Regions from separate parts of the Homo sapiens genome. Here region 1 is linked to region 2. The links are chromatin loops, found by intact Hi-C in ENCODE. Cell type or tissue: prostate gland. All regions are shown on one strand. Links, peaks and the distances in the headings refer to the core of each region. The heading gives the core; the rest is flanking DNA. Region 1 has its middle 45 kb from the start of SRGAP3-AS4. Region 2 overlaps SRGAP3 (SLIT-ROBO Rho GTPase activating protein 3).

Region 1 (10,303 bases), core at 680-8,679, 190 kb after region 2:
TTCTGCTAGGCATCTTAAGAACACTACTAGTCTAACATCACTTTGGTTGTGTGAATTCATGTTATAGATCCTCGTAACAGTTTACTTGTAGTTACAAATTCTCAGAGATTTTTTTTGGGGGGGCCCTACAACCAGCCCCGATGTTCAAGACAGACAATTGTTTTTATCCTTTAGGTGACAGATTTATTTCCAAATCACCCTCACACTAAATTACCATTACACTTGGCTATTTAAGGACATAACTTTATGGGAGGGGTCCTATTAGACCCTTACCTTGGACAGGTTCTGGGCTTCATCTTCTGTCTCCCGTAACTGAGACAATGAAAAAAACCAAAGCTCAAAACTCACCCAGTTCAGGCTGGGAATGGTGGCTCATGCCTGTAATACCAGCACTTTGGGAGGCTGAGGCAGGCAGATCACTTGAGGTCAGGAGTTTGAGACCAGCCTGGCCAACATGGTGAAGAAACCCTGTCTCTACTAAAAATACAAAAATTAGCCGGGTGTCATGGTAAACAACTGTAGTCCCAGCTACTCAGGAGGCTGAGACAGGAGAATCGCTTGAACTCAGGAGGCAGGGGTTGCAGCGAGCTGAGATTGTGCCACTGCACTCCAGCCTGGGCGACAGAGCAAGACTCGGTCTTAAAAAAAAAACCACCATCACCCAGTTCAGCAAGTGTCTATGAAGCAAACACAAGCCAGTTTGGGGCCCTGCTTACCTTTCTTCATTTTTGGCCTCTGAGTATTTCTTCATAACTTGCTAGCTCACTAACATATTTTTAATGGTTTTAAATGTTATCCAGAATTTTTAGTTGTTTACAACAGGAGGATAAGTCAAGGTATCTTTTCTGCCATACTGCAAGAAATGAAAGTCCACATCAAAGTATGTGCTATGTAAATGATGAATGGTCTGATGTTGTTTGGTTACATAGGACAGGTGTGTGGGGGGACAGCAAGATTGGAGCTGGAGATGCACCTGAAAAGCTCAGTAGGGACTAGGCAATGAGGGGCCCTAAATGTCATTTGACATTCGAACCTTATCCAGTAGGTAATGGAGGGACTTCCAAATTCAGATCACAAGGTTCATAAAGTTTTTTATATTATTGTTTCCTTTCAAGTAGTGTTTCTCAAAGTGTGGTCCAAGCTCTACCCTCTTCAGAATCCTCTAACTCACTTATCAAAACTTGCAGATCCAAGCTATACCCCAAACCTACTGAATCAGTATCCCTAGGGAGTGAGTGTTAGAAGGGGGGAATTCTCAAGACCCACAATTTTAACAAGCTTGCAAGTAAACCTTATGCACACTAAACTCCCAGAGCCGTGAGTCAGAGCAATGCTTTCCTAACAGCTAATGAGACCACTAGCAAGATGGGAAATCATTTTTAATGAGCTAAAATAGAATGAAAACTCTCAGAGTATATATCTTGCTATAAGGATGTGTATTATTTCACAAAACTTTTGTTGTGGTGGTAGTGGTGATGGTGTGTGTGTGTACGTGTGTTCTGGGCTAAGCTATAAAATGTGTTTTATGTGCTGAGGTCAAAAAAGAGAGGCATTGCCTTGGAGGATGCCCTTTATATTCTTTTTAATCACACTTTACCGATAAATAAAATATTAAGAGGAAAAGGAGTGCAATAAAATTCCCCCCTGAATAACTCCTTCCTGTAGCATGCAGGCTCACATTGATGTGTATACATGATCAATTCATCTCGGCACTTTCTGACTCAAAGTAAAGTGATGAAAAGCATCTCAATGAACATGGTATGGTGAAAGCATGCTGCGAATTGTCACCTATTCCACAAGCGTTTTCTTATTTGCCTGAAGAGATTACAAAACCTGTGTTCCCGCTCTCATTACATCTCAGCAGCCCTGTATTTAAGGAGATAAGGTATCACAAAATCCTGGCACAACTGGCACAAAGTACCATGTGAGTCCCTTTGCTGTACAGGATTTCGTTATACTGAGCACTGCTTCCACCAACGGGTCACAGGTTGTAGCCTGGAATACATTTTATTTGGATACTTTTTTCCTTGCTCTTGTATTTGCTGCAATGGTGTATATATCTATGGTCTATTCTCCCAAAAAACAATCAATAAGCAAGGACAAATACAAATGCATCCATTCATGCATCAACACCACACACACACACACACACACACACACACACACGCACACACATTTGTTGTCTTAAATATATTTCACAAATTTCATTCACTCAGTGTCTTTATTATGTTTTCCATTTCTACATACCTCTGGCACTACTATTTACCTTTCTTCTTTAAATCGAATCAGATTTTTATATAAATAAGATTTTCATAAAAAATAGTTTATACCCTTTCAGCAAATGGAAAATTAGTTTCACTTGCCAAAAAAAAGAAGGCAACTGTAAAAATAAATGTAAGACAGAGTGAGCCAAATTATCACACTCAACTTAAGTTCTATTGCCAGCCAAAGCCCAGAAACTAAATAGAGCCTCTTCTCTTTGTCCAAAAGAAAAAGAGATGTGGCTGTTTCTCATTAAAGCCCTACTAGGATCAAACTGAGTGTTTTCCCATGATGTTAACAGAAGGCATAAGAGATTGGAAAAGGAAATAACTTTCTTGGTAGTGATTCTGTTTTGTTTTTAGGCTGAACAGATACCTCTTGGAATCACCTACTGTTGCATTCGCATCTCAGACTTTGAGAAACAATGACATAGATCTTTGGTTCTCAAACTGTAGCGTGCATCAGAATCCCCCAGAGGGCCCGTTAGAACACAGATGGCTGTGCCTCATCCTTTGAGTTTCTGACTCAGTAGGCAAAGCCCAAGAATTTGTATTTCTAACGAGTTCCCAGATGGGGCTGATGCTGTTGATTGAGACCACACGTTGAGAACCACTGCATAGATCAATCCTATACATCGTTCAAAACCCTGCTTGGGTGAGTCCTTCCTTTTCTGCCCTCCATGAAGCCTTCTCTGCCTTCTCTATCCACCTTACACTTCCAAAATAGTCACTTATTGTCCATCTCATTGATTCCTATTCTTTTCACTCAAAGCAAACATTTTATTATTCTCATTTCACAAATCCCATGCTTTGAAATGTTTTTTGTCTATCAAATAAAAGACATTTATCAAGTAATAATTAATTCATTTTCTCATGTTTTATTAATCAAAGACAACGGTAACTGCCAATCAGATCTTCCAGTCAGCATGGGGTAACTGGTGTTTCTAGCCCCGAGCAAAGAAACCTGATGTTTTCTTTTAATTAGCCTGTGCATCTAATATCTAGCAAATATGAGCTCTTTGGATTAGTCTTTTTGAAGTACTGCAAATAGCTCATAAGCACCCCTTCCTTCTCCCCCCATTACTGCTCTCTAAGACCCTTGGGAGCCTGGGAGCTCAGGTTGGGACCACCTGGTATATATCATTCATCTGGTCATTAATCTCTGATTGTCTTCTGTCATTTCTTCTATTGTTGTCCCTTAAGAGTACAATGGGGCTGCATCTGACTCTTCTTTGTAAACTGTACAGTACCTTGCTCAGGGCTTTAGATTTAGCAGCTGAAAAAAAAAAGAAAGAAAGAAAGAAAGAAAAAAGAAAATGAAAAAAAAAACCCACCCACTGCTGATTTCAAATATGTTTGACTATATCACAATTGCATCCAGGGGAGAGCAACACAATAAAAGAATATTTGCAGTAAAACAGACCTGTATTGTAAATAGGAGAGTTAAATTCCAAAGTTACCCTTTGTGGGAGGAAAATGAGTCAACAAAACAATGGCCTTTCCAGGGTTGGTAAAGAGACCTGAAAATATCCACTTGCCTGGGTAACTTCACCAGGAGATGATTCCATTTGATTGCTCTGACTGGTGCCTCCTGGAAGGCTGGTAAAGGGGAAATGTTTGAAATGAGTACAACTTAATCACAAACGGACAAACTGAGGATGTGGACTGATGGTAAGATCTTAATGACTCAGAAATATCTGTCTTCCTCGAGAATACGTGACTCTTTCTTTTTCCAAAACTCTGCTTAAAACTGCTGTCCTGATCTAATTAAACTAAAGACCTTCTGCACAACAAAAGAAACTATCAACAGAGTAAACAGACTTAAAGAATGGAAGAAAATTTTTGCAAACCATGCATCCGACAAAGGTTTAATATCCAGCATCTATAAGGAACGTAACAAATTTACAAGAAAAAACAAACAACCCCATTAAAAAGTGGGCAAAGGACATGAACAGACACTTCTCAAAAGAAGACATACATGCAGCCAACAAACATACGAAAAAAAATCTCAGCAGCATTGATCATTAGAGAAATGCAAATCAAAACCACAATGAGATATCATCTCACATCAGTCAGAATGGCTACTATTAAAAATTCAAAAAATAACAGATGCTGGAGAGGTTATGGAGAAAAAGAAACACACACTGTTGGTGGGAATGTAAATTAGCCCAACCATTGTAGAAGACAGTGTAGCAATTCCTCAAAGACCTAAAGAAAGAAACACCATTCAACCCAACAATCCCATTACCGGTTATATACCCAAAGGAATATAAATCATTCTCTTATAAATACACATGCACACATACATTTGTTGCAGCATTATTCCAATAGCAAAGACATGGAATCAACGTAAATGCCCATCAATGATAGACTGGGTAAAGAAAATGTGGTATACACCATGGAATACTATGCAGCCATAAAAAAGAATGAGATCCATACACACCATAGAATACTATGCAGCCAAAAAAAGAATGAGATCATGTCCTTTGCAGGGACATGGATGGAGCTGGAGGCCATTATCCTTAGCAAACTAGTGCAGAAACAGAAAACCAAATACTGCATGTTCTCACTTACAAGTGGGAGCTAAATGATGAGAACACATGGTCACATAGAGGGAAACAGCACACACTGGGGCCTATCAGATGGTGGATGGTGGGAGGAGGGAGAGGATCAAGAAAAATAACTAATAGGTACTAGGCTTAATACTTGAGTGATGAAATAACCATAAAACAAACTCCCATGACACACATTTACCTATGTAGCAAACCTGCACATGTATCCTGGAACTTAAAATAAAAGTAAAAAAACAAACAAACAAACAAAAAAAAACACCAATTCTTGCAAGCCATCCTTGGTGGGAATGACCACCACCCACACCTGCTTGATTCGGACCACATTTTATTCTAAATTCCCTTAGCAATATGAACTCACTGCATGTTGCATTGAAATTGCTATTGAAGCTTTCGTGTGTGTGTGTGTGTGTGTGTGTGTGTGTGTGTGTGTGTGTGTGTTTGGGAGGGCATCCTTCTCCTCTCCAAAGAAACAGCTCCCCCCACCTGTGACACAGACTTGACTATTACACAGTAATCTCTTTATTTGATGACCTGCTTATGCCAGGCATCTTCTTCCAAATGCCAAATGCCAATAAAATAAGCTATTATCTATCATCAATCTGTTAGTGTTCCTTCCTGCCCTTCGTTGATGAATGGGATGCTCCAATATTATTGCTAGCATTGCTTTGAATAGTTCCACGAAGGAAACTCCTAGGAAATCTTTTGGCTACTTGTTGACTCTGGAAAAGATGCAAAAAGTGAGGTTTGGGGTTGTTGTTTTACTTGTTACAAAGGCTTATTAGATTTAGCTAATTATACAGCTTATCAAAGTAAAAGATCTTATGGGTGCCATCTGATGGCCTTCCCCATCACTCATGCCTGATTGAATAACAGGGTTAAAATCCAAGGAGCTCTTCCTCTAATGAAGTTTCTGCTCTGGTCTGTTGCTATGGCAACTTAGGACTGTAGTACAAGATGACAGCAAATATATTAAATATTGCTGCAAATCTATTCTCTTCATTCTTTAGTGACCTCAGAACCAAAACTGTTTTACAGCATGGAAGTTTTGAAGAAGTGTTGTGCCTGCTGTTTTTCTTCCTCTCCTCAACATGAAAACCTACCATATCTCTACACTCTAGCATCGTGCCATCCAGGTAGCAGGCATGCAAAATACATTTCAGGGGAATTCGTTGTGATTGGTGGATTAACCACACACATTTATTTCTTCATCCTGAGAGCCCACTAAAATGACAGCAAAGGCATAAAAAGACATACAGACAAGGAAAATGGAAAATAATGTCACAATGGGCAAGAGATTTCCATTTTTTAGCTCTTTTTTTCTATCGTGGTAAAATACACATAACATAAATTTTACCATTTTAACCATTTTTAAGTGTACAGTTCAATGACATTAAGTATATTCATATCATTGTGCAACTATCACTACCATCCATCTCCAGAATGGAGATTTTCATCATCCCAAACTGAAACTCTGTACCCATTAAACACGAACTCCCCATTCTCCTCTTCCCCAGCCTCTGGTAACCTCTATTCCACTTTCTCTATGTATTTGACTAATCTAGACACTTCATGTAAGAGGAATCATATACATATACCCTTTTGTACCTGGCTTATTTCAATTAACATCATGTCTTCAAGGTTCATCCAACTTGCTGTATTTATCAGAATTCCTTCCTTTTGAGGCTGAATAATATTCATTGTATACTTAGAGCACATTTTCTTTATCCATTCATCCACTGATGGATGTCTGGTGCTGTTTCCACTTTTTGGTTATTGCAAAGAATGCTGCTATGAACATTAGTATCTAAATATTTGTTCAAGTTCATACTTTCAGTTCTTTTGTGTACATACCCAGAAGTCAAATTACTGGATCATGTGGTGATTTTATATCTAATTTTTTGAGGAACAATCATACTGTTTTCCATAATGGCTGTACCATTTTACATCCCCAACAGCAATGCGCAAGGGTTCCAGTTTCTCCACACACAGGCCAATGCTTATTGTTTTCTGTTTTTGATAATAGTCATCCTAATGGATGTTGGTGGTGTCTCACTGTGTCTTCAGTTTGCATTTCCCTAGGGATTAGTAATGTTGAACATCTTTTCATGTGCTTATTGGCCATTTATCCCATTCATTTCTAGAAGATGGAAAACAGATGGAGGAATGGTAGCCATCTTGGCAGAGTAAGGGAAGCCTAATGAGTCTTCTCTGACTTAGATTCTTTTTGTAGAAATGGTACATATTCATTCTTCACTGGGTCCCCAGAGGCAGTGTGGAAGCATAATAGTTAAGAGTACAGGTTCTGGATTCAGATTGCCTGAATGCTCAGCTTGGCTCTGCCACTTCTTATCAGCAGAATGAATTTGGGCAGGTTAACTCACCACCCTGCCTCAGTTTCCCCATATGTAAAATAGGAAACATAATACTACCAAATAGATTTATTGTGAGAATAACATGTGTAAAGCACTTAACATTGTGCCTAGCACACAGCACACATCCCTGAAGTATTAGTGATTATTATCATCCCCTATTATGGAACCATATCCATCAGGATATGCCACCTCTACCACCTTTAGTTTTGTTTTTGTTTTTGTTTTTTGAGACAGGGTCTTGCTCTGTCACCCAGGCTAGCGTACAGTGGTGCAATCACAGCTTACTGCAGACTCAACCTCCCAGACTCAAGTGATCCTCCTACCTCAGCCTCCAAGGTAGCTGGGACTACAGGTGTGCACCACCGCACCCAGCTAATTTCTTTATTTTTTGTAGAAACAAGGTCTCACTATGTTTCCCAGGGTGGTCTTGAACTCCTGGGTTCAAGCAAATCCCTGCTGCCTTTCACTGTCCTTCCAAAAAGATCATTATGATTGAGTTACGGGTTAACAGACACAGAACACATAACTGGAATCCAAGCCCTGTTCCTCAGGTTAGAAAGAGCTATGTCCTAAATACAAAGCTATGCAGGCCCAGTGTCCTCCTCCACCTTGCTATTTTCCTGCTTGGGGCAAAAACTAAAGACACTTGTGGGTAAGAATAATATACAGGGTAGTTAATAGCAGGAGCTTGAAGTCAGGCAAATTTGGGTTAAAGTCTGACTTCCCACCTATTATCTACATGAGGATAAACTAATTACATAATATTATAGGCTGAATTGTGTGTCTCCAAAATGCACATGTTGAAATCCTAACTCCTAGTACCTCAGAATGTGACTAAATTTGGAGACAGAGTCTTTTAACAAGATAATTAAAATAAGGTCATTCAGGTGGACCCTAATCCAACATGACCTGTTTCCTTAAAAAAAAGAGAAAATTAGGGCCAGGCACGGTGACCCACGCCTATAATCCCAGCACTTTGGGAGCCCGAGGCAGATGGATCACTTGAGGTCAGGAGTTCGAGACCAGCCTGGCCAACGTGGTGAAACCCCATCTCTACTAAAAATGCAAAAATTAGCTGGGCATTGTGGCGTGTGCCTGTAGTCCCAGCTACTCAGGAGGCTGAGGCACGAGAATCGCTAGAACCCAGGAGGCAGAGGTTGCAGTGAGCCAAGATGGCACTACTGCACTCTAGCCTGGGCAACAGAGTGAGACTCAGTCTCAAAAAAAAAAAAAGAGAAAGAGAGTATGAAAATTAGGACATAGATGTGCATTGAAGGAAGACTATGTGAAGACCAAGGAATAAGAAGGCCACCTACACGCCAAGGAGATAAGCCTCAGAAGACACCAACCCTGCTGACACCTTGATCTTGGACTTTTAGCATCCAGAATTGTGAGAAAATTAATGTCTGTTGCTTACACCACCTAGTCAGTAGTACTTACAGTTATGGCAGCCTTAGCACACTAATACACTTGACCTCAGTTTTCTGAAAGATAAAATAGGAATATATATATCTCGTGAGATAACTGTATTAAATTGTGGAGAAATGTACTTACCATAGTGCTTGGCACACAGTATGTGCTCAAGAAATGTAGGTTAGTAGGATTATTGTTTTATTATTATTACTATTAAAACATAATTACTCTGGTCTTTCCACAGTAACAGAAGGAAAAAGAGAAGCTAGCTGACTAACTCAACTAGAATTATCCATGACTTCATAATTCATCATCATGTCTTTAGTCTTGCTCTCTTCAAAACACCCTACATAATGCTGCCAGAACATTCTTCCCTATAAAAATCTGGCTGTGATAGCTAGTATCCAAAGATGGCCAAACAATTCCACCCCTCCCTGTATGCACATGCCCCTCCTTCTACCAGAAATGGATCCTATGTACCCTTTCCATAAATCTTGTAACCATTTGACCAGTACAATGCAGAGGAAATGATGTCCTGGGACTTTCAGGTTTAGGCATTAAGAAGGCCTGGCAGCTTGAGCCACCAAGGACGGGCTACTCTGCTGGAGAGAGTGGTCACAGGGAAAGACCTAGAAGGATTTAGATAGAGAGAGAAATAGCAGCCACATGAAAAAACATTAAGGCCAGGTGGCATGGCTCATGCCTGTAATCTCAGCATTTTGGGAGGCCGAGGCAGGCAGATCACTTGAGGCCAGGAGTTTGAGACCAGCCTGGCCAACATGGTGAAACCCCATCTCTACTAAAAATAGAAAAATTAGCCGGGCGTGGTGGTGGGTACCTGTAATCCTGGCTACTCGGGAGGCTGAAGTGGGAGAATCGCTTGAACCAGGGAGGCAGAAGTTGCAGTAAGCTGAGATCATGCCACTGCACTCCAGCCTGGGTGACAGAGTGAGACTCCATCTCAAAAAAAAAAAAAAAAAAAGAAAATAGATGGCTGGGCATGGTGGCTCACACCTGTAATCACAGCACTTTGGGAGGCCGAGCCGGATGGATCACGAGGTCAGGAGATCAAGATCATCCTGGCCAACACAGTGAAACCCTGTCTCTACTAAAATACAAAAAATTAGCTGGGCATGCTGGTGCATGCCTGTAGTCCCAGCTACACGGGAGTCTGAGGCAGGAGAATTGCTTGAACTCGAGAGGCGGAGACTGCAGTGAGCCAAGATCGCGCCACTGCACTCCAGCCTGGTGGCAGAGCGAGACTCCGTCCCAAAAAAAAAAAAAAAAAGAAAAGAAAAGAAAAGAAACTTCAAGATAGTAGACATCCAGCCCCAACTAGCATCCCCATCCACCATGTTACTGCCACTGCAAAAGCCAGACTAGTGGAAGAACAACCCAGCTGAGCCCCAGCCAACCCACAGAATCATGAGCTATCATAAAACGCTGGTGGTAGGCAAGTACGTTTTTGGTGGTTTATTATACAGCTAAAAATAACTGAAACACTGATCATGTTGCTGCTCTACTTAAGATCCTTGGCTCGGCCAGGTGAGGTGGCTCACGCCTGTAATCCCAGCACTTTGGGAGGCTGAGGCAGGTGGATCATCTGAGCTTAGGAGTTCGAGACCAGCCTGGCCAACATGGTGAAACCCCATCTCCACTAAAAATACAAAAATTAGCCAGGCAT
Region 2 (10,303 bases), core at 1,193-9,192:
GGCCAAAGAATTGACACACAGAAGGTGACACCGAGGAGGAAGACATGGAGAAGTTACAAAACAGCCTTTTCCCACAGAGGAGGAATTAGGACCTCTTGGCAGTTACCCTCCTGCTGCTTGAAAAATCACTCAAATAAGGACACCGATCCCATTTGACCAGAATCTAACAAAATGAAGTTTTAGAAGGGTAAATATGAAGAAACACAAAAGCAGAAGTCAAAGGCTGCATTAAAAAACAATTGGTACAAAAATACAAGGGACTTTTTGCTGACTGAGAGTTCACTGTGTCAATCATGTGGTAAAACAATCATCAAAGCGGCAAACACCATCACGGGTCTTATGAGAAATAAAGTGTCTGGACAGCCCTGCTCTGCCCTGAGCTGCTCAGACCTTCCTAGAGTATTCCGACTGGTTCTGAATAGTAACTTCTGTAGGTCAGAGAAGACCTGAAGCATGACCCAGGCAGGGCGACTGATATGGGGACAGAAACACAAAGCCAAATTCCAGGAGGACGATGGAAGGAACCTGGGACATCTGCCCATAGGCAGGAAGGACCAGTGGATGGTCACGATTTCTGCCTTCAAGCAACTGACAGGTTTCCATGTGACAGGTTTGATCTGTTTGGCCCTCTAGGGATGATCAGGACCTGTGAGTGAAAACACTACAAGATTCCATTTCGGCATTCGGGAGAATTTTCTATTGATCACGGATGTTCCCACATGGAATGAGCTATCCTGAGAGGTAAGGAGCGTTCTTTATTGAGGGACATCTAGCAGAGGCGTACAGCTGCTGTAGAGGATGATAAAAGGGCTGGAAAAGAGAGTCCAGTGGCCATCTCCTGTTTTATTTCTCCCTTCTTCTTGTAAAGGCACCCCTACTTTTCTTGGGGAACCACCCCTCACCCATTCTCAGTCCCATGGGTCAGGTGGAACTGAGTGTGCATCTGGCTTCAGGGATGGGTATGTGTCCCGGCCTGGCGAGGCAGAGCCCTGCAGCGCCCCAGCCACAGACGCAGCACCCGGTGTGCTCACGTGACCCGTGCTGGACCAATCACAGACCAAAATATCCCATTCTGGGAAAAGGGACTTGAAGCAGAGAGGATGTAGGTCTGGAGATGCCAGGGGCCCTCTGGTTATCACACGGCCAGCGGGTGGGGCTGACTGTAAAAGAGCCCCTCGCCTCCCCACAAAAAACGGGAAACAGAGAAAACTGGAGCAGAGTTGCCGAAAGAGTTGCAGAAAGACAGAGTTCTAGTAACATCCTTTGTTCCTCTGAAGCCCCGCATGCCCGAAGCCAGGCTTATAACTAGTAAGGTCCCTTTTTCTCTTAAAGAGGGGCAAGCTGCATTTCTGCTGTCTGCCACCATAAGAGTCCTGATCACTAACGATGGCCTCCTGGATCTCATTCAGTTTAATTTTGCTAGGGCTGATCCACATCTCACACTTAAAGCAAGGGCCACGTGCAGGGGCTTCTGGAATTTGAAGTGCTCCTCTAGTCATAAGAACAGACTCCACTGCAAAAGGGGAAATGGAGAATCATGAAAAGGTAAGTTATTAAGTCAAACCACCTCCCGCATCAGTGAGAAGCTGGCAGGCAGGGCAGCTGCCCAGGCCCAAGCCAGAAGATAGGCACAGGACAGACACCTGGCCTAGAAGCCGCTCCCATCTCCCGCAGCCTCACTGCCAGACTGTGGCTTGGTAGAGCCCTAGGACCCCAGCTCAGACATGGGGAGTGGTTTCTATTCTTAGGGATCACTGGCAAGCTACCATTTAATAAGCACCTACTGGATACCAGGCCTGGGCTGGACACTTGGCTCACCTCTGCATATTAAAGCGGCCCCCTGTGAAGTTGGCATTGTTACCAGCTCCATTTCCCAGATGACAAAACTGAGACTCAGAGAGACTTGCCCAGGGTGCAGTGATAGGCAGTTCTGAGACAAACTCCAAAAGCCCAGCCACTCCGCCTCCTGCTGGTAATGACAAGGGGCCCAAAGCAACCAAGTCTGGGTTCTCCTTGCAGCCTCCCAACGCTTTACTTCCTCACCTGTAAAATGAGGTGAGTGAGGATCCCCAGTCTGACCAGAGAGCAGCCTCCATAGTTGCTTTGAGGTCTGCGGGAACTATTATTATGTAAAGAGTGCCGGCCTCCATTCCGAAATTAGGTGTAACTGATGCAACACAAAGGGGCCGTGCTGTGCAAAGTCAGCCAGCCAGGCTCCGTCCGCGCCTCTCTCCAAAGCCCCTGTGGGCTGGGTTGTTTCCTTTGTTCCACAGGCACAGGCCTGGTAACAAGGCAGCCAGGAGCTCAGCTGTAGACATTTTTTTCATTATTTTCCACCCTGTTAACCTCCATCACAAGTCAGGCTGCTGTCAGCCTAAATGAGAACTGAAAAGATTTATCTCACTTGTCCCAGGGCTCAGCTCAGGAAAAAAGACCCTTCATTTCCTAAAGGCCTTGATGACCCTTTCTCTGTGAGTCACTCCCACCAAGGAAAAAAGATGTGACAGCAGCAGCAGGCGGGGGCTGGGAATGGGACCAACAGTCCAAACTTGCAGACGTCTGGATCACTTCAGTTTGGCTTTGCAAAGCACTGTGTAATTTTTTTTTCTTTGCACCGTATTTACCTTCCTAATTGTGTTTGCTTATGCAATATGAAACTTAGCCCACATTTCATAAACACAACCCCAGAAGGAGACCAGAAGCATATTGTGTGGCAGGAGAAAATTAGCCTGCGATTACACTTTTGCTATAGAAGTAATCCTCAAAGTGGACAATCCAAACACAGACCATGGAGAGATGATTATATTTTCAATCAACTTGTCCCCTTCTTTGTGCTTCTAGCAATCTCAGATCACCAAACCCCTGAAACTGGCACCTGGCAAGAAGAGATGAGCTAGATTCTTTTGGTAATAATAGTCTCTTAAATTCGCATAATAATAGTCAGCTTTCATGAGCACCTACTAAGTGCCAAGTGATGCTCTCCATGCTGTACACAGGAACAACAAGCCTGTTAATCCTTCCATCTGCCCATGGGTATTTATCTCCATCACCATTTCACAAATGAGGAAACTGAGGCACAGAGCATTGAAGTAACAAGCCCGAAGATACACAGCTAATAAATCATGGAACCAGGATTATGAACCCAAGAATTTAAGAATTCTGGACCCAGAGGCCACATCCCAAACCACTTTGCAATAATGCCACTCTCCCCGCACACCATTTGTTTAACGCTCACCCTCCTGGGAAGTAGCTGATCTTAACCCTGCAGGATAGACAAAGAGGATGAGTTTCACAGAGGCTAAATAACTTACCCATTTTACAGACAAGGAAACTGAAATTCACAAAAGTGAGTTTAGTTCTACAAACATTTGCACAGCACCTTGTACATGCCAGGCACTGTGCAAGGAACGTGGGATACAGAGACCTCAGTGCTCCTTCCACACTCAGCTTCTGGATGTTTATATGGGTAAAACCTTTCTGAAGGCAATAAGGTACACTGTCAAAAGCATTAAAAATGAGCATACTTTCGACTCTAAAATTCCCACTGCAGAAACTGATCCTAAGAAAGTAACAGCGAATGTGACAAAGAAGCTCACGGCAGTGTTATTTATAAGAGTAAAATAACAGAAATAAACTAAGTGCTCAACAATAAGAGATTAAATAGAGTACATCTATATAATGAAATACTGTGTAATCATTCAAAATGTTATAGAAATATACTATTGATGTGGGAAAATGTAATAGAGTGTTACGTAATTTGTTAGGTGACATAAGCAGGTAGTAAAATCATATATGCATTATGATCTGATTTAGAAAAAATGCATGTGTACACTAGAAAATATACAAATCTAAGCACTCTCAGAAAATGCATTTGCGTTTGTACACGAGAAATTCCTAGGATATCAAAGTGATTATCTCCAAACAATGCCATTTCAGGTGATTTTAATTTTTGTGTGTGTGCTCATCGTCATTCTTTAAAATTTTCTACAATGAATATGTACTACTTACCTAGCCATGCAAAGGTTTTCATTTTTGTGGCAGTGGTTGCTAAAGTGGCTAAGACTACACACTCTTTAAAAGGCACATCCAGGGTTCAAATGGGCTGGGGTCCCAAGTCCAGCCCTCAGCCACTTGCATCCTTCAATGCACCTGCCCCTCCTGGTCCCTTGTCTCCAAACCACATCCCACCCTGGCTGGTATACTGTTACCATGGGCCAGCTTGGGGCAAAGACCTGGGACACGTAGAGCAGCCCACTTGCCTACCTTTTTGAAGAGTCTGATGACATCCTCACTGATCTGGGAGAGGCGGACGATGACATTGTTCATGAAGATGTCATTGAGGGTGGCATGGTCTCGGCTCTCCCGCCGGGTCTGATGCAGAACCAGATACCAACAGTTCACAGGCGAGAGGAGGTACTGGTCCTTCCTGTGGAAACCAAGAAAGCTCAGGTTGGCTACATTGGAACTGTCATCCAACAGTGGTTTATGCTGTCACCCACTTCAGCTCTTTTAACCTCCACGGTGCCCCTTCAAGGTCAGTCTTGTTGTTACACCTTATACAGTTGGGGAAACAGGCTACAACAGCTGAAGGGATCCTCCAAGGTCACAGACCAGCACTGGGGCCAGAACCCAGGTCTTTGACGCCTATGCGGTTCTACTCTAGCACTGAATGTGGTGCTTGCTCCAGGTACCTCTACCTTCTGGGAAGAAGCTACCTCCCCTGGGGCTAAGAAATACTAAACCAATTGTTTTTTAAATATTATACTTGTATGATTTCTGGAACTATGCAATAGAAAGAACAAAAAGTAGATACTTCCACTCCCCCATTCTGCCTGCCTCAACCCCTGTAATTTTCTTGGGCTCTTAACTTCTTTGTTCTTCCCCAGGGATTGGCTTCTGTCTCTTGGCCTCTTGGAAACACATGCCTTTGCCCCTCCACGGAGCTGTTGGGAAAGGGGCTAGGAGGGCTCAGATTCTGTGTTCAGGAGGAAGGGTTAAGGAAAATGCAAGTACCTACAAGACAAATAACCCTTTGTCCTGCAATGACTGATAGGTTATTAGCACTCTCTAGCTGGGTGTGATGCTGAAGCAGGGGTTCTTAAAGTGTGCTCCCAGACCAGCAGCAAGAGCATGACCTGGGGACTGGTTAGAAATGCAGACTCTCCAGTCCCACTCCAGACCTGCTGAGTCACACACTCTGGGGGTGGGCCTGCAATCTGGGCTTTACCAAGCCCTCCAGGGGATTCGGATACTCACTCAAGTCTGAGAACCACAGATCCTTATACTATTGTTTCCCAAAGCTCAGGATGCTAATGAGACCAGAGAAAATCTGTCTCTTGGCTCTGCAGATGCTCCTCAACTTACTACAGGGCTACATCCCAATAAACCCCTCACAAGTTGAAGATATCCTAAGTTGAAAATGCATTTAGTAAGCCCAAACTACGGAACATCATAGTTTAGCCTACCCTACCTTAAACGTGCTCAGAACACATTAGCCTACGGATGGGCAAAATCATTGCACACAAAGCCTATTTTCTAATAAACTGTTGAATATCTCATGTAATTAGTTGAATGCTATCCTGAAAGTGAAAAACAGAATGGTTTTATGTGTACTTGAAATACGGTTTATACTGAATGTGTATCACTTTCACAACACTGTAAATTCTCAAAATTATAAGTCAACCCATAGTTAAATTAAGGACCATCTGTATTTGCCAAAGACCCCTCTGTGAGCCTCAGGAAAGGGTGGATACACCCTGTTATCCAGGAAGGAAGAGAAAGGTCAATTCAAAAGCAAAACCAAACCAATAACCCTTTCCTGCCACGCAGGGCACCTATGCTAAAGCTCTTGCCCTCTGACCCAGGGTATCTCCCTGACTCCTTTCCAGTGTGGAGAGAGATGTTGGAAAGGCAGGATGTGAGGGGAGAGGCCCTTCCACCACCTGAGGTGGCAGCTCCAGGGTTCCCCCAGGCCTGCCTTGTCCCACCCCTGTCCTGAGTGTGGACCACCTCCAGGAGCTGGCCAAGGTTCTGTTCTTAGAAAACACAGCCTCCCACTATTAGCGTTTTTTGAGGAAGGCAATTGATATAGTTTGGTTTTGTCCCCACCCAAATCTCAACTTGAATTGTATCTCCCAGAATTCCCACATGTTGTGGGAATGGTCTTGGGGGCCAGTCTTTCCCGTGCTATTCTCGTGATAGTGAATACGTTTCATAAGATCTGATGGGCTTATCAGGGGTTTCTGCTTTTGCTTCCTCCTCATTTTCTCTTGCCACCACCATATAAGAAGTGCCTTTCACCTCCCACCATGATTCTGAGGCTTCCCTAGCCATGTGGGACAGTGAGTCCAATTAAACTTCTTTTTCTTCCCACTCTTGGGTATGTGTTTATCAGCAGTGTGAAAATGGACTAATACAGCAATTCTGCTGACTCCCACTATGACCACATCCACCTCCCCAAAGCCAAGCAGAAGGACCCCTGAACTGCTGTCCCCACCCCACCCCCACCACCCCACCTCTCCCTATCTCCTGGGGCTTGGGAAGGTAGGTGGGGCAGGGCTACCTTGACTTCAAGGAATTTTTCTTTCTCTCACCAAATGTGCTAAAAATCTATCTAGGCAGCAGAAATTTGTGAGAAGATAATTAGATTTAGATAAAGGATGGGAACTATCTAAGGAAAAGGGAGGATGATGAAGCATTTACAACACTGCTGTGAAACAACCAGATTTCTCCTTGGCTTATAGCCTAGAGTAAAAGCCAGGACACTACAATTAGACCCCAACTAGAATCCCTCAGCATCTACTGTGTCAGGTCTTGGGTGGGTTCTGGGCACCCAAAGGTGGCCGTGATGCACACTCTGCCTTGGAGGGGCTCACTGCTGAGTGGCTGCATCAGAAAAAAAGAATTAGAGAGGAAGGTGGTTCCAGTCTATAACAGAGACATACGCAGAGCATCAGTTCTGCTGGAGAAGCTGCAGAAGGCATCGTTCTCCTCCAGTGTGTTCTGGGTACCAGGCACGCGGCCTCTTCTATTCCCACTGGGGCCTGGACGCTTTTCCCTCTGCCTGGAATACCACAGTCCCTGCTCTTCTCATGAATGCCTGTTTCTATTACTGTAGGTTCAGCTTAGATGATACCTCCCTAGAGAACACCCCGTTGACCACACGCTAAGGCAGTGGTTCTCAGTGTGGCCCCTGAACCAGCAGCAGCAGCATCACTTAGGAACTTGAAAATACAAGTTCTCAGGGCAGCCCCAGACTACGTGTACTCAGAAGCCCTAGGGCTGGGCCCAGAATCTGTGTTTTAACAAACTCTCAAGGTGATTTGGATGCATACTCAAGTTACAGAACTTCTACCTTAAGGAGTTTCCATCCCTCCCCCTCACCCTACTGTGAGCTCTTTGAGAGCAGGGATCACTTCTATTGTGTCATCACGTCCAGCACCCAGCAATGTGCCTGCCATGTAGCAGATGCTATGGAAGAGAGACCCATGAAAAAAGACTGCATTTGTGCTGGGTCTTGAAGGATGGGTAGGAGTTTTCCAAATGGTCAGAAGTCAGAGAGAGGATGGAATTGTGGGTAGAAGGACCAGTGGGTACAAATATAGTGAAGTAGCTCAGAAGAGCTGGAATTCTGAGTGTGTTAGTGGAGGACTGTAGGACATGAGGCTGGGGATACAGATTAAAGGCCCAATGTTGGGGGAGACTGCCAGACTAAGGGGGTGGGACCCCTTATCTTCTAGACCACATAGTTCTCAACCTGTCCTGTACACTAGAATCAACTGGGGAGCTTTTAAAAAAACACCAAGACCCAGGACCCATCCAAGACAAAATCAGAATCTCTGGGGGTAGCGCGTGGTACTCATATTTTTATACTCTCTAGAAGATTCTAATGTGCAGCCAGGGTTAAGAATGCCTGCTTTAGGCCGGGTGCAGTGGCTCGTGCCTGAGTCCCAGGGCTTTGGGAGGCTGAGGTAGGAGGATCACTTGAGTCCAGGAGTTCAAGACCAGCCTGGGCAACATAGCAAGACTCCGTCTCTACAAAAAATTTAAAAATTAGCTGGGCATAGTGGCACACACCCGTAGTCCTAGTTACTTGGGAGACTGAGGTGGGAGGATCACTGGAGCCCGGGAGGTGGAAGCTGCAGTGAGCTATGATCATGCCACTGCACTCCAGCCTGAGTAATAGGCAAGACCCAGTTTCTAAAATAAATAAGAATGTCTGCTATGGGCAGTGGGGAGTCATGGAAGTTATTTCAGCAGAGGTAGGATATAACCAACATGTGTTTTGGCATGATCATGGAAGGCAGATTGGAGGATGAAGGGATGGATGGGTAGGTGGGTGGGTGGATGAGCAGGGATATGGGGCTTTTGGTAAGAGGACCAGGCAGGAGGTAATCTTAGTTCAAAAGAGAAATAGTGAGGCCTGGGTGTGGTCTTGTAGCCAGCGAAGGATGGACTTGAGAGATTTCTCAACAGGAGAGCAGATCCTCTTGGAAACTTCCTGGAAAACAGCAGAAAGAGGAGGAAGGAGCAGACAGTGATTCCGAGGCTCAGATCTTAGGCGACTGGGTAGATGCTGATGACATGAACTGAGATAAGAACTGCAAGGGGAGCAGTAGGTTTGGACAGAAAATGCATTGCTTATCTCATTTTCACTGCTTCCTAGGTGGTGATGGAAATGGAAAGATTAAAGGAGAGATGAGATAATTGAGCTGTTACCTAAATTACTTCAGGGGCTTAGCTGAACCTGGGAGGCAAGAAGTGAACAGCACCAGGGAATTAAATTGTGCAAAATTATGGAAGCCACAGCCAGAAGGTGAGTTTCAGAGGGAAGGAAAAAGACAACTGATCTGGAACTGATGGGGAATTGCTGGGACAGTTTGGGGACCATTAACTAGGTCATCTAGCCAGAGAGATGAGATGAGAGGAAGGGCAGAGAGCACAGCGCTGTCCTTATCAGAAGCTGCAAGCCAGGAGGCAGTGCGGTATAAGACAGAATTGCAGGAGGCAGAGCGAGCCAAGGCAAGGAGGAGGATGTTACCCGAAAGCAGCCAAAGACTCAAGTTGAAGTGAGCAGCTGCTGTGAAGATTCCTTCCAGCCCTCGTTCACTCCTTGCGTTTGTGTGTCTGTGCTGGGCAGGACTAGGTGCTGCGAGTGCAGGAGCAACCAAGGCTGCAAGACCCTGCCCTGCAAGTCTTCCACTTGAGTAAGGAGATTCACAAGGAACAGAAAGTGATGAGGCAGCCTCATCAGTGCAGTCATGGGAAGGAGGCTATGGAGCAGAGAGGAGCCTCCTTCCCCAGATCTGGTGGTGAGGTTGGTCATGCATGGCTTCCTGGAGGAAACGCTTTCTAGACTGAGAACTAAAAGCCGGACTGGAGTTTCACAGGGAGGAGCCTTCAAAGGGGAGAAATGTGATGAGCAAAGGCCCAGGGAGGAGCAGGAGAGGGAGGAGCAGGTAGGGAGGGGGCCCAAGCATGGTGTTTTGGGGTAGGAGAGTGAGGACAGCAGGTGAACATGGAGACTGAGGCAGGGGCCACTTGGGAAAGGGCCTTTAACTCTCATTAGAGTTCAAGCTCCGTCCTGAGGTCAGCAGGCAGACCTTGAAGGGTTTACAGAAGGGGAGTGAAAGGGTAAAACTGCACTTTCAAACTCTCACTCTGGCTGCTGTACAGAGCCAGGGGCCGGGAGAGAAACTGAGGGATTCAAGAAAGGCTTAGGTAGGAAATTGACTGGACAGGGAGATTGACGGGATGGAGTTAGGGCTGGAAGTTGAGAGAGAGCAAAAGATGTCCAGGATGACTCTCCAGTTTTTGGTTTGGGCACCTGGGGGAGTAGAAGGAGCCTCTGTGGAGATGAAGAGGAGCAGGTCAAGGGTGGGGCGGGGAGGGAGGATGATGAGTTCGAGTCGAACACGACGAGTCTAAAAGGCTGTGGGGCATCCAGATGGAGCTATCTGGGCTGGAGAGACAAACATGGAAGCCAGCAGCAAGGAGTTGGATGCTATTTAAAACCACAGAACAACAAGGAAGGCTTTACAAATGCTGTGGCCACATGGCAGAAGAGGTCAATCCCCGGGAAGCATGGCAAGGCTGTGGCCGGAGGGCTGGGGCAGGGCCAAGCCGCGGTGGCGCCTCCCCTCCTGCTTCCCTAAAAGAGGGCAAGATGGGGCAATGTGCAGCCTGGCCTCCTCTGAGATGCTGTCCCAGGCCTGCCGTCCGATCAGCGGCCCATTCTCTAGGTCCATCCCAGCATGGGAAACTGCTGGGTCTGCACCCCCACCTTCTCCCAGCCCTGGCTCCC

What was found. Peaks named below come from ENCODE experiments on the same cell type or tissue, not always from the same donor. Only the 100,000 strongest peaks of a DNase experiment are listed, where the experiment ranks them.
Region 1: a loop joins it to region 2, with 2.0 times the contacts of the local background. A loop is called at or near these places in 4 of 110 quality-filtered maps.

Annotation. Positions count from the first base shown.
Region 1 is chr3:9,289,470-9,299,772 of GRCh38, forward strand. It overlaps a transcript of SRGAP3 not described here. Among named protein-coding and RNA genes, the nearest start is that of SRGAP3-AS4, 45 kb to the left of the region's middle. In prostate gland, for the core only: no CTCF peak of the experiment used is centred there; no DNase peak of the experiment used is centred there.
Region 2 is chr3:9,100,417-9,110,719 of GRCh38, forward strand. SRGAP3 (SLIT-ROBO Rho GTPase activating protein 3) reads right to left here. Exons shown (of 22, transcript NM_014850.4): 3 at 4,264-4,426. Among named protein-coding and RNA genes, the nearest start is that of SRGAP3-AS2, 87 kb to the right of the region's middle. RefSeq lists an enhancer at 4,825-5,581. In prostate gland, for the core only: no CTCF peak of the experiment used is centred there; no DNase peak of the experiment used is centred there.